Linked DNA regions of Homo sapiens: regions 2 and 3 are each linked to region 1. A link is a contact called in ENCODE Hi-C or POLR2A ChIA-PET data. All regions are on one chromosome and are shown on one strand. The core of a region is the stretch at or near the end of the contact, and the rest is flanking DNA. Distances in the headings are between cores, read along the strand shown. Region 1 holds the start of SRSF6 (serine and arginine rich splicing factor 6). Region 2 holds the start of LINC01754 (long intergenic non-protein coding RNA 1754). Region 3 holds the start of ACTR5 (actin related protein 5).

Region 1 (3,558 bases), core at 894-3,393:
AATCACTTGAACCCAGGAGGCGGAGGTTGCAGTGAGCCGAGATGGCACAGGTGTGAGCCACAGAGCCTGGCCTGGGCTGCGTTCTTTCAGGAGGCTCTGGGGCGAATCTGTTCCCTCGTGTCTTCCAGCTTCCAGAGGCTACTGGCACCCTTTGGCTTATGGTTCCTTCCTCCATCTTCAAAGCCATTAACTTCGGTTGTGACTTTCTTACAGCCAATCACTCTGACCCCAATCCCAGCCTCCTTTGTCACATCTGCTTCTCTGACTGTGGCTCTCCTGTCCCCCTCTTGTAATCACCCTTATGATCACATGGGGCCCACCTGGACAATCCCGGGGCATCTCTGCATCTCAAGATGCTCAACTTAATCAGATCTGCAAAGTCCCTTTTGACATACAAGGTAACATCTTCACAGGTTTCAGGGATTAGGATTAGGATTAGGACATAGACATCTTTAGGGGGAACCCTTATTCTGCCTACCGAGGTGAAGAGGTGAAGCCGGCTGGGCTTCTGGGTTGGGTGGGGACTTGGAGAACTTTCCCGTCTAGCTAAAGGATTGAAAACACACCAATCAGTGCTCTCTGTCTAGCTAAAGGTTTGTAAACACACCAATCAGCACTCTGTAAAAACGGACCAATCAACATTCTGTAAAATGGACCAATCAGCAGGATGTAGGCAGGGCCAAATAAGGGACTAAAAACTGGCGGTCCAGCCAGCAGTGGCAACCCGCTCGGGTCCCCTTCCACGCTGCGGAAGCTTTGTTCTTTCCTTCAGGCAGGTTGGAGTCTTGCTTTGTCACCCAGGCTGGAGTGCAGTGGCATGATCATAGCTCACTGCAGCCTCGAACACCTGGGCTCAAGAGATCCTCTTGCCTCAGCTTCCCAAGGTGTGGGGATTACAGACTCGTATTTTTTATTTATCTAACTTTAAGCACGGCCTCTACCTCCCCCAGTCGTGACAAACAACGTTTCCCTCTAGACTTCCAAATAGCTCCAGGAGGACAAAACCCCCCTTTTTCAACCCGAAGCTTAAGGATATTGAGGTTGCACCACTCAAAACAGAGCAGGAATACATAAATATCTAAAGAGCTGGTGTTATCTCAGTGATATCCCTTTTTTTTTTTTTTTTTTTTTTTAGCTTCGGCGGTGACACCTACTCTCCTGGTCTTCTCCCTACCTCGCTAGTCACTCCTCCCAGTCTCCTTTCCTGCGCTTAAATTTCAGAGTACCCCAGGCGTTGGCCTGGGTCTTCCGCTCTCCACTTAAACTTACTCCTTTGAGGTTTTCAATCTGGTTCTACAGCTTTAAATAGCATCTCCATTGATAAACTCACAAAATAAGGCACTTTCAAGTCAGTGGAGGAAATGATAGTATTGGGACAAAGGACTTTCCATACACGGGAGAAAAAAAATCGTTCGTCGCTGTGGGAGGGCTGCCGGGTCTCGTCCACGCTCCCTTTTGAGCACCTACAGTGAGCGTAGGATTGCCACGGATAGCCCAATCCACAAGTGAGTCAAGCTGCCAGGGCTCCAAGAAAGACCCATGGAGGGAGAGGGGAACGTCCGGGGAGGCGAAGGCTGCGAGTGAGACCCGGAGAGGCTGATGTCGGCGGGTCTGCGCGCTCGCAACGCGACCTCCGCCCGGTCAGCAAGACCTCGGCGCGCGATCCTCAGATTCTGCGAAACAAGACAAGCGACTGGGTCCGAGACCGCGGTCCCCATCAAAACGAGCATCAACCAATCGCTGGGAGAAATCCGCAGCCTCGTTTTAAGCCACCAAGCAGAGACCGCGGCGACCTATTATGATAACCTCGAGAACCAATGAAAAACGGGGATTCGCTCAGCCCGCCTCCCGAGCTTCAACCCCGAAGAGATCGCGCACAGTTTTATAAAAGGTACAAATTAGAAAGCAGTTCTGCGGCTGGATTAGAGACATTGTGTTTTCAAAGACGGTGGGGAGGGCTAGAGAAAAATCCTAGAAGCTAGCAAGACCGCACTACACCGAAACGTCGCGGGCAACGGACTCGCCAGTCACCATCTAGCCCAGGGACGACGCGGGACGGACGTGCCGCTGCGCGCTGACATCACGCTCCAGGCCCCGCCCCACCGGCCGCCCATATAGCGAAAGCCTGGCGCGCGCGCGCGCCATTGTGTGGCTGGACTCGGCCGCCCCTGTGGTGTGAGGCGCGTGTTCGGGCTCTTGCCGTCCCCGCACCCGCACCGCGGTTACTGGCTTGCGGTCCGCCGTTCGACAACCAGCCCTTGGGTCCCCGCCCGCCACGGACATGCCGCGCGTCTACATAGGACGCCTGAGCTACAACGTCCGGGAGAAGGACATCCAGCGCTTTTTCAGTGGCTATGGCCGCCTCCTCGAAGTAGACCTCAAAAATGGGTGAGTCGGGCCTGGGCGCCCGCGCCCAGCGTCCCAGGCCTGGTGGCGGCGGGAACTCTCCAAGGAAAGAAGCGGCCAAGGCCGCGGCGCCGCGTGGCAGGGCCTCAAAGATGGCGACGGCGCGGCGTCGCGGGGGCGCGCGGTGGGGTACGGGCGCGCGCACGTGCGCGTCCTGGCTAACGACTCCCCCGCGGTTGTCCGGCCCTCGCACCGCCCCTAGGTACGGCTTCGTGGAGTTCGAGGACTCCCGCGACGCCGACGACGCCGTTTACGAGCTGAACGGCAAGGAGCTCTGCGGCGAGCGCGTGATCGTAGAGCACGCCCGGGGCCCGCGTCGCGATCGCGACGGCTACAGCTACGGAAGCCGCAGTGAGTCCCACCCCCGCGCGCTCCGCGCCCTTGGGGACCCTGGGGGCGGGGGTGGGTGGGGTGGGGCCTCCCAGCCCGGGCAGGCGCGAGGGCCGGGGGTCGTTTGACTTGGGTGTCCCCGAGCCCCGCTGCCTTCACGTCTGCCCGGGGCAGCCATGGGACGCCGGAGCGCGGGGATTGGGTTTGGGTGTTTGGTTTTGTTTATTTGCCAAGTTGGGAGGTGGGTGGCTTCTTCTGGCCCCTTGTCAGCACTGTCACGGGTTCTTCCCACAGAGGAAGTAAGGGGTGGCTGTATTTGTTGTATTCTCCTTACTTACCTATCAGTGCATTAGTTAGAGGTTCGGGGGCAGGCTCGGGTGGAGGTGGGGTAGGGGGCGCGGGGGACGGGGAAGGGGAGGAGCATAAAGTATAGGTCTTAAAGCTATGGAACTTGATGGGGGCCAAAGAATGTACTATTTTTAAGTAATGTGGTATTGTACCACAAAGTAGATCTAAATAAGCTTTATGCTGTATTTGAACTAATTGGGGCATGTTATTGGGAGGAGGTTGGGGGGATTTTTGGTTATGTTAAATGTTTGATGTTTAAATTGTTGCATGTTGAATTCAAACTTTTTAACAAGTCCTTGATGTTTCAATTTGAAAGTGACCAATGGGGCTGAGGCTGTGTCCACTGAGGCTAAGATGACTGCCTTTCCTGATTGGCCTTGGCTTTTCCATACATTGTGTGACCCTTGCCCTATGACCCTTTGGCTGACCTTACCGGAAGCCATGACGACAGCAGCCTTTTGCCATTAGACGCAG
Region 2 (3,506 bases), core at 633-3,132, 4.0 Mb after region 1:
CTGGGTGTGGTGGCATAGTCCCAGCTACTTGGTGGCTGAGATGGGATAATCACTTGAACCCGGGAGGTGGAAGCTGCAGTGAGCCGGGATTGTGCCACTGCACTCCAGCCTGGGCAACAAGAGTGAAACTCCGTCTCCCCACCAAAAAAACCCCAAAAAACATTATATCTTCCTGGCTAAGTGATTGGCTTATGGTAACTCAGACTGAGCCAACGAAGCCCTCCTCAGTTTGTTCTTGGAACTATTGTCAGGGGTATTTTCCCTTTCCATTGGTGTTGCTGTGCTGGTGAGAAATAACCCCAGAACCAGCAGGTAGGCAAAGCTACAGGAGAGGAAAGCCAACTTGGAGAAGAACCGAGAGATGATAGAGAAATGGAAACCAGCCATGTTGAGCCCCTGGGTTCAGGTTCACCTGATGTCCTCCAAACTTTTTGTTCAGGCTAGTTTAGGATGTGCCTATATTTCTTGCAAATGAGTCTCCAAATACAAACCCCAAATCATTGTAGCAAAATGCACTGACCAACTGTGCTTCCACGATCAGATCAGTAAGCTGGGTGCAGTGGCTCATGCCTGTAATCCCAGCACTTTGGGAGGCCAAGGTGGGCGGATCACTTGAGGTCAGGAGTTGGAGAACAGCCTGGCCAACATGGTGAAACCCCATCTCTACTAAAAATACAAAAATTGGCCAGGTGTAGTGGCAGGCACCTGTAATCCCAGCTACTTGAGAGGCTGAGGCAGAAGAATCACTTGAACCTCGGAGGCAGAGGTTGCAGTGAGCTGATATCATGCCACTGCACTTCAGCCTGGGCGACAGAGCAAGACTCCGTCCCAAAACAAACAAACAAACAAACAAACAAACAAACAAAAACCAATGTGTAAGTGAACAGAGAGAACAAGAAGTTTAAGGAAAATTAAAAACATAAAGGACAAAGTGAGAGAAGAGAATATCTGTAAAATACATGAATACACACACACAGTAGATGTTTCATGGTTGTTTATCCCCCACCTCTCGCTGGAACACAGACTGGTGCCCCACTTCGTGCTTGGGATGTCCTTCCTCTGTTTCTTGGCTGAGTCGAACTTGTGCTGCTTCCTTTCTCCTTAAATATCCTTTCCTCTGGACAGGATGTTCCTGAAGGAGGCCACAAGGCAGAACATCTCGGCTAACTTTAGTTTGCTATTTTCAGCCTGAATTTGTGCCTGGGCAAATCAGTCCACGGACAGAGTATCCTCCCCAGTTGGATATTTCTTGCATGAGCATCAGAATTTTGTGGGACACAAGGCTTAGTTTCACTAAGCTCTGAGCCTCAAAACCTGGTATGCATCTGGGTTAGAGAGCCTCATCCAGTCTTTTTTTTTTTTTTTTTTTTTTGAGATGGAGTCTCACTCTGTCGCCCAGGCTGGAGTGCAGTGGCGTGATCTCAGCTCACTGCAAGCTCTGCCTCCCGGGTTCATGCCATTCTCTTGCCTCAACCTCCCGAGTAGCTAGGACTACAGGCACCCACCACCACACCCGGCTAATTTTTTGTATTTTTTTTTAGTAGAGACGGGGTTTCACCGTGTTAGCCAGGATGGTCTTGATCTCCTGACCTTGTGATCCGCCCGCCTCGGCCTCCCAAAGTGCTGGGATTACAGGCGTGAGCCACCGCGCCTGGCCCTCATCCAGTCTTAAAAAAAAATTCCCTGAGCTGTAGAATATATGGTGGACATATTTTCTGCATTCCTTTTTTGATGTAGGTAGGAAAAAAACCCAAAAAACCCCAAATCACAATTGTCCCTCCAGGGAACTGAGAAGCTGGGGTACTTACCCATTGACTCCTGTATTCCATTGGTTAAGAAAAGCTTCTGGTGGCTTTAAGTCCCTAACACTTTTTTGGGGCTGTCTTGCATCCTGTGCTGGAGACAGCTCTTAGGTTAAGAGACACAGGTGTTCAGCCTGGGCAACATAAGGCGACACTGTCTCTGCCAAAAAATAAAAAAAATAAAAAAATAAAAGCCAGGGGGTGGTGCGTGCACCTGTGGTCCCAGCAACTCAGGAGGCTGAAGTGAGAAAATTGCTCGAGTCTAGGAGGTTGAGGCTGCAGTGAGCTGTGATCATGCCACTGCCAGCAGCCTGGGCAACAGAGCAAGACTTTGCCTCAAGAGAAAAGAAAAACAGTCAGATGCGGTGGCTCATGCCTGTAAACCCAGCACTTTGGGAGGCTGAGGCAAGTGGATTACTTGAGGTCAGGAGTTCAAGACCAGGCTGGCCAACATGGCAAAACCCCATCTCTACTAAAAATACAAAAATTAGCTGGGCGTGGTGGCTTGCACCTGTAATCTCAGCTACTTGGGAGGCTGAGTTAGGAGAATCACTTGAACCTGGGAGGTGGAGGTGTCAGTGAGCCGAGATCACCCCACTGCCCTCCAGCCTATGCAACAGAATGAGACTCCATCTCAAAATAATAAAAAAGAGACTAGTGTGGGAGGATCACCTGAGCCCAGGAGGCGGAAGTTGCAGTGAGCTGAGATCACGCCACTACAGTTTAGCTTGGGTGACAGAGTGAGACTCTCTCAAAAAAGAAGAAGAAGAAGAAGAGAAACAGATGTGTGTGTGAGGTGGGAGCTGCCAGCCTGTCCATCATAGTTGTAGCTAATCTCAGAAGCAGGCCAAGGGGATTTGCTATAGGGCACCAGCAGTATATGCTAGAAAGAGAATGTAGTACATGTACTGGCTTGTAGCACAGGGGACATTCTAGTTTTAGGCAATGCTGAATCAAGGGCCTCAAATAATGTCAACAGGACTTGAACTTTCACCATCTTTTAGTTCCTTACACCTTATATCCTCTATTAGTGGCTTCTCACAACTGTGGGCTTAATCCTACCAGTCCAGGAGCCCCAGTAGAACAGAGCATCCTTTCTAACACCTGAGCTGACTTTCATGGTCTTGCTTGAGTTCTGTGCCCAGTCCTGCTCTACGGCCAGGAAGCTGTGGCCCTCTGATTGACCAGATCTGAGCTAAACGCAGTGGTGTGTTGATAAATGTCTAACAATAGTCTTTTTGAGAAAATAAAAGTTTTGATTTGTAGTGTTTCCTGATTTCTATGATGTAAGTACCCCCATTAGCTTGAAACCATAGCCGATTTCAATTACCAATGTAGTGTCAACCGGTTTACAGAACTCTTGTCATGTCCCATCAGCTCTAGTGAGCTAGTTCGAGCCAGCTCAAACACAATGCTGGCTCATGTGTCTCCTGTTGAACAGAGGCAGTTGAGGCACCCCATGCATTCCACAGGGACTGAAGGTGGGGAAGGGAAATCGGGTGCTGTTGTCACGATTTGGGGGGCGAATAGTTGCTGAATGGGAAAAACCAGGTCTCCATCAATCATACAGACAGACAGAGATCCTGTCTCCAAAAAAAAAAAAACAAACCCAAAAAACTGCAACAAACATCTTGGTAAATATATCCTTATAATATAAAATTATATATCCTTTGTTTGTTTGTTTGCTTGTTTGTTTTGAGACAG
Region 3 (3,792 bases), core at 984-3,483, 4.7 Mb before region 1:
GTCTTGAACTTCTGGGCTAAAGCAGTCCTCCCACCTCAGCCTCCCAAAGTGCTGGGATTACAGGCATGAGCCACCACACTGGCCATCCCCGTTGGAGTTGCCTCTCATATATATATAAAATAATAATATATATAATATATATATTTACCTTGGTGCTTTTCTTTTTTTCTTTTTTGTGAGACAAAGTTTCACTCTTGTTGCTCAGGCTGGAGTGCACTGGCGTGATCTCGGCTCACTGCAACCTCCGCCTCCAGGGTTCAAGCGATTCTCTTGCCTCAGCCTCCCAAGTAGCTGGGATTACAGACACCTGCCACCATGCCCAGCTAATTTTTGTATTTTTACTAGAGACGGGGTTTCACCATGTTGGCCAGGCTGGTCTCGAACTCCCGACCTCAGGCGATCCACCAGCCTCGGCCTCCCAAAGTGCTGGGATTACAGGTGTGAGCCACTGCGCCCAGCCAGTGCTTTTTCATATTAATATACATAGACACAATTCTTAAATTAACATTCACTAACTTACATTTACTGGTTTCTGTGTTCTGCTGGTCCCCCTCTTAATTAACTTAACGATGGTTACTTCAGATATCTGAACAATGGACGTGTGTTGAAAGACAACACAACCTGATTTTTGCCACTGGGCTGGCTCCCAATCTGGTTTAGGTGTGTTAACAGGCTGGGCCCGTCGTCTCAAGCCTGTAATCCCAGCACTTTGGGAGGCCGAGGCAGGCGGATCACTTGAGCCAAGGAGTTCGAGACCAGCCTGGCCAACGTGGCGAAATCCCGTCTGTATTAAAAATAAAAAAAATTAGCTGGGTGTTGTGGAGCATGCCTGTAATCCCAGCTACTCGGGAGGCTGAGGCAGGTGAATTGCTTGAACCGGGGATGTGGAGGTTGCAGTGAGCCAAGATCACACCACTGCACTCCAGCCTGGGTGACAGAGCCAGACTCCGTCTTAAAAAAAACAAACAACAACAACAACAAACACTGTTAATAGAGGTTCTTGAGATAAGTTAGGAGTTTCATTTCTCGCTTACAATATCTTTTGTAACTAATTTGATTTTATCTCTCAAACTGAAGTGTTATAGACCTGGTAGAGTAGATTCAAGGCAGCTGCTCTATTCTTTTTCTTCTTTCAAAATGGTTATGGCCAGCATGGGCAACATAGTGAAATCCCTTCTCTACTAAAAATATAAAAATTAGCTGGGCGTGGTGGTGCACGCCTGTAATCTCAGCTACTTAGGAGGCTGAGGCGGGAGAATCACTTGAGTCCAGGAAGTCGAGGCTGCAGTGAGCCGAGATCGCCCCACTGCACAAAAAAAGGTTGTAGTAAAACAACTGCTCTAATTCTTACCCCCTTAGCTAGTGAAAAGATGGAAATGCGACAGGATAGAGCGCGACGAGTGCTTTTAGGGCTAAAACTGAGTGGGTCACACACATGGCCTCCTCTCCCACCCGCTCCTGGCCAGAATTTAGTCACATGAGCGCATCTAGATCGCAGCCAGACGGATGGCCACGTGGGAGTGGGAGGTGATGCCACTAAAAGAGAGGGAATGCTTGGGGAACAATCAGCAGTCTTTTCTCAGGGTTTGAGAAAACACTGTGTCTTAGTGAGAAGACACAGTCTGTGCGAGTTAGTAAAGTGAACAGAACTGAGTAGTCAGCTCCCTAGTCAAGAAATTGAACAGTCGGCAGAGTTTGAGATTTCTTAACGTAAAGGAAGCGTCAAAAGATAAAGGACCCTTCTAGCCAGGACGCAAGACTGAGGGCGAGACAGCCACGCGGAGGCGGGGCCGCCGGCGGTCGAAGGTGCGCGCCCGGCCGACGGTGCGCGCCCGGCCGACGGTGCGCGCCCGGCAATGGGGCGTGGCCAGGCAGAGAGGCGGGGCTCCACCGAGCGCGGCGCTGAAGCTGGCAGCCAGAAAGGGGCGGGGCCTGGCGGCGATAGGCTTTGGGGCGGGGCTTCCAAACCGGGCGTCCCGGCTAGAGTGAAGGGGCGTGGGCACTCATAGGCTATTGGGGGAGAGGTTAAGAAACGTAGAATTTCGCAGCCAGAATGGGTACGTCTCAGCGATCCTGAAAGCAGCCTTGACAGCCAGAGGCGAGTCAAGTGGAAAGGCTGGCCGGGCTTCGAGAAGGGAGGGGGCATCGAGGTACTTAAAGGCCTGAATCGCGCGGCGTGACGTCGGGGGCGCGGTTTCGCGGCGTCTGGGCGGACACTGCGCCGAGGGGCGGGGCTGGACGCGCGCTCCAAGATGGCGGCGAACGTGTTCCCGTTCCGCGACGCCCGTGCCGCACCGGACCCAGTGCTGGAGGCCGGCCCGGTGGCACACGGGCCACTGCCGGTACCGCTGGTGCTGGACAACGGGTCGTTCCAAGTCCGCGCTGGCTGGGCGTGTCCCGGGCAGGACCCAGGTCCCGAGCCGCGCCTGCAGTTCCGCGCGGTGTGCGCCCGCGGTCGTGGCGGGGCACGGGGCGCGTCGGGCCCGCAGGTGGGGAACGCTCTGGGCAGCCTGGAGCCACTGCGCTGGATGCTGCGCTCGCCCTTCGACCGCAACGTGCCGGTCAACCTGGAGCTTCAGGAGTTGCTGCTGGACTACAGCTTCCAGCACCTGGGTGTCTCCTCACAGGTGAAGGGCGGAGTAGGCTGGGCTGGGCTGGGTTTGAGGGGAGGGGTGCGGTCTCGTCTCCGCTCACTCTGCTCTCGGAGAGGTAACAGTCACTTCAGTAGCTCCGATTGTCTTTTAGTCGACCAGATGCTAGGCGCTGTGGGTGTAGCAGCGAATAAAATGCTGCTCCTTGTATCTTGGAGCATACCTTTGGGCATATATGCTTGTTTGTTAAGAAGCCCATTTATTAACAAATACGTATTGAGCACTTACTCTGTGTCAGGCACTTTTTAGGCATTTGGAGTACATGTGTGAACACAAAACTTCCTGTGCTTATGGAGCTGTTAATACTATGGAAAGATATTCTAGTATGAAAAGGCAGACAGTAAACATAGAAATAGTAGATTCTACGCCGTGATAGGAGAGGAGGGAGTTACATTTTTTCAGTAAGATGGTCAGGGTAGGACTCGTGAAGGTGATGTTTGAGCAAGGACTTGAAGGAGGTGATTCAGGTAGCAAGCCATGTGAATATCTGAAGGAAAAACGGTCCAGGCAGAGGGAGCAGCCAGTAAAAAGGCCCCGAGGCAGGAGTGTGCCCTAATCCTAACTGCAAGGCTGCCTGTGTGAGGGGGAGAGTAGTACCTGAAAGAGGATGTCAGAGAGGTAGTGGAGAGGCAGATCACACACCTTATAGGCTTTTACTGAGTGAAATGGGGAGCCATGGCAGGGTGTTGAGCTGAAGAAGGACCTGACTTGTGTTTTAAAAGGATCACTATTACTGCTGTATGGAGAATGAATTGTCTTGGATCATAGGGTGGAAACAGGGACGAGTTAGGAGGCTGTTGGAATAACCCAGGTAAGGGATGATGGTGGCTTAGATGAGGCAGATAGCAGGGAATGTCATTAGAAGCAGTTGGATTCTGGAAATACTTTGAAGATAGAGCCAACACGATTTGCTGACAGTTTGGATGGGACCTTGACTTAATAACTTAAATTGACTCTACTTTCGTATTTTCAAGTAAAGATGAGATGGGAGTTTTATAATCGCCTCTGATCAGGTTTTTGATTAAGAAGCCAAAAGCAAATTCAGTCCTGCAATAAGGATTTTGGGTTCTTTTATGCTTCAAAAAGAGTATTCTGTTACCACTCATTTATTTGCCCTTTTCTTTCAAAGTAGGGCTGTGTT

What was found. Hi-C counts contacts between places; a loop is a spot of excess contacts on that map. ChIA-PET counts read pairs that join two places held with the same protein, here RNA polymerase II (POLR2A). Pooled maps may share reads with other maps.
Region 2: a pooled map shows a loop between it and region 1 (7-fold over the local background). The contact joins the promoter of LINC01754 here to the promoter of SRSF6 in region 1. A Hi-C loop is called at or near these places in 1 of 50 pooled maps. POLR2A ChIA-PET finds 5 or more read pairs at or near these places in 2 of 52 experiments (CD4-positive, alpha-beta T cell and T-cell).
Region 3: a map of CD8-positive, alpha-beta T cell shows a loop between it and region 1 (11-fold over the local background). The contact joins the promoter of ACTR5 here to the promoter of SRSF6 in region 1. A Hi-C loop is called at or near these places in 3 of 168 maps with a recorded cell type or tissue (CD8-positive, alpha-beta T cell, naive thymus-derived CD4-positive, alpha-beta T cell and sigmoid colon) and 15 of 50 pooled maps. POLR2A ChIA-PET finds 5 or more read pairs at or near these places in 1 of 52 experiments (T-cell).

Annotation. Positions count from the first base shown.
Region 1 is chr20:43,455,753-43,459,310 of GRCh38, forward strand. It overlaps SRSF6 (serine and arginine rich splicing factor 6), which reads left to right and starts at 2,144. Exons shown (of 6, transcript NM_006275.6): 1 at 2,144-2,388; 2 at 2,609-2,757. The coding sequence starts at 2,282. RefSeq lists enhancers at 1,481-1,800, 1,861-2,020, 1,942-2,889, 2,321-2,420 and silencers at 2,561-2,660, 2,671-2,930.
Region 2 is chr20:47,410,262-47,413,767 of GRCh38, forward strand. It overlaps LINC01754 (long intergenic non-protein coding RNA 1754), which reads right to left and starts at 1,883. Exons shown (of 3, transcript NR_146496.1): 1 at 1,809-1,883. RefSeq lists enhancers at 147-336, 2,534-2,693.
Region 3 is chr20:38,746,227-38,750,018 of GRCh38, forward strand. It overlaps ACTR5 (actin related protein 5), which reads left to right and starts at 2,234. Exons shown (of 9, transcript NM_024855.4): 1 at 2,234-2,627; 2 at 3,784-3,792. The coding sequence starts at 2,253. RefSeq lists silencers at 1,710-1,979, 2,280-2,469 and an enhancer at 1,830-2,331.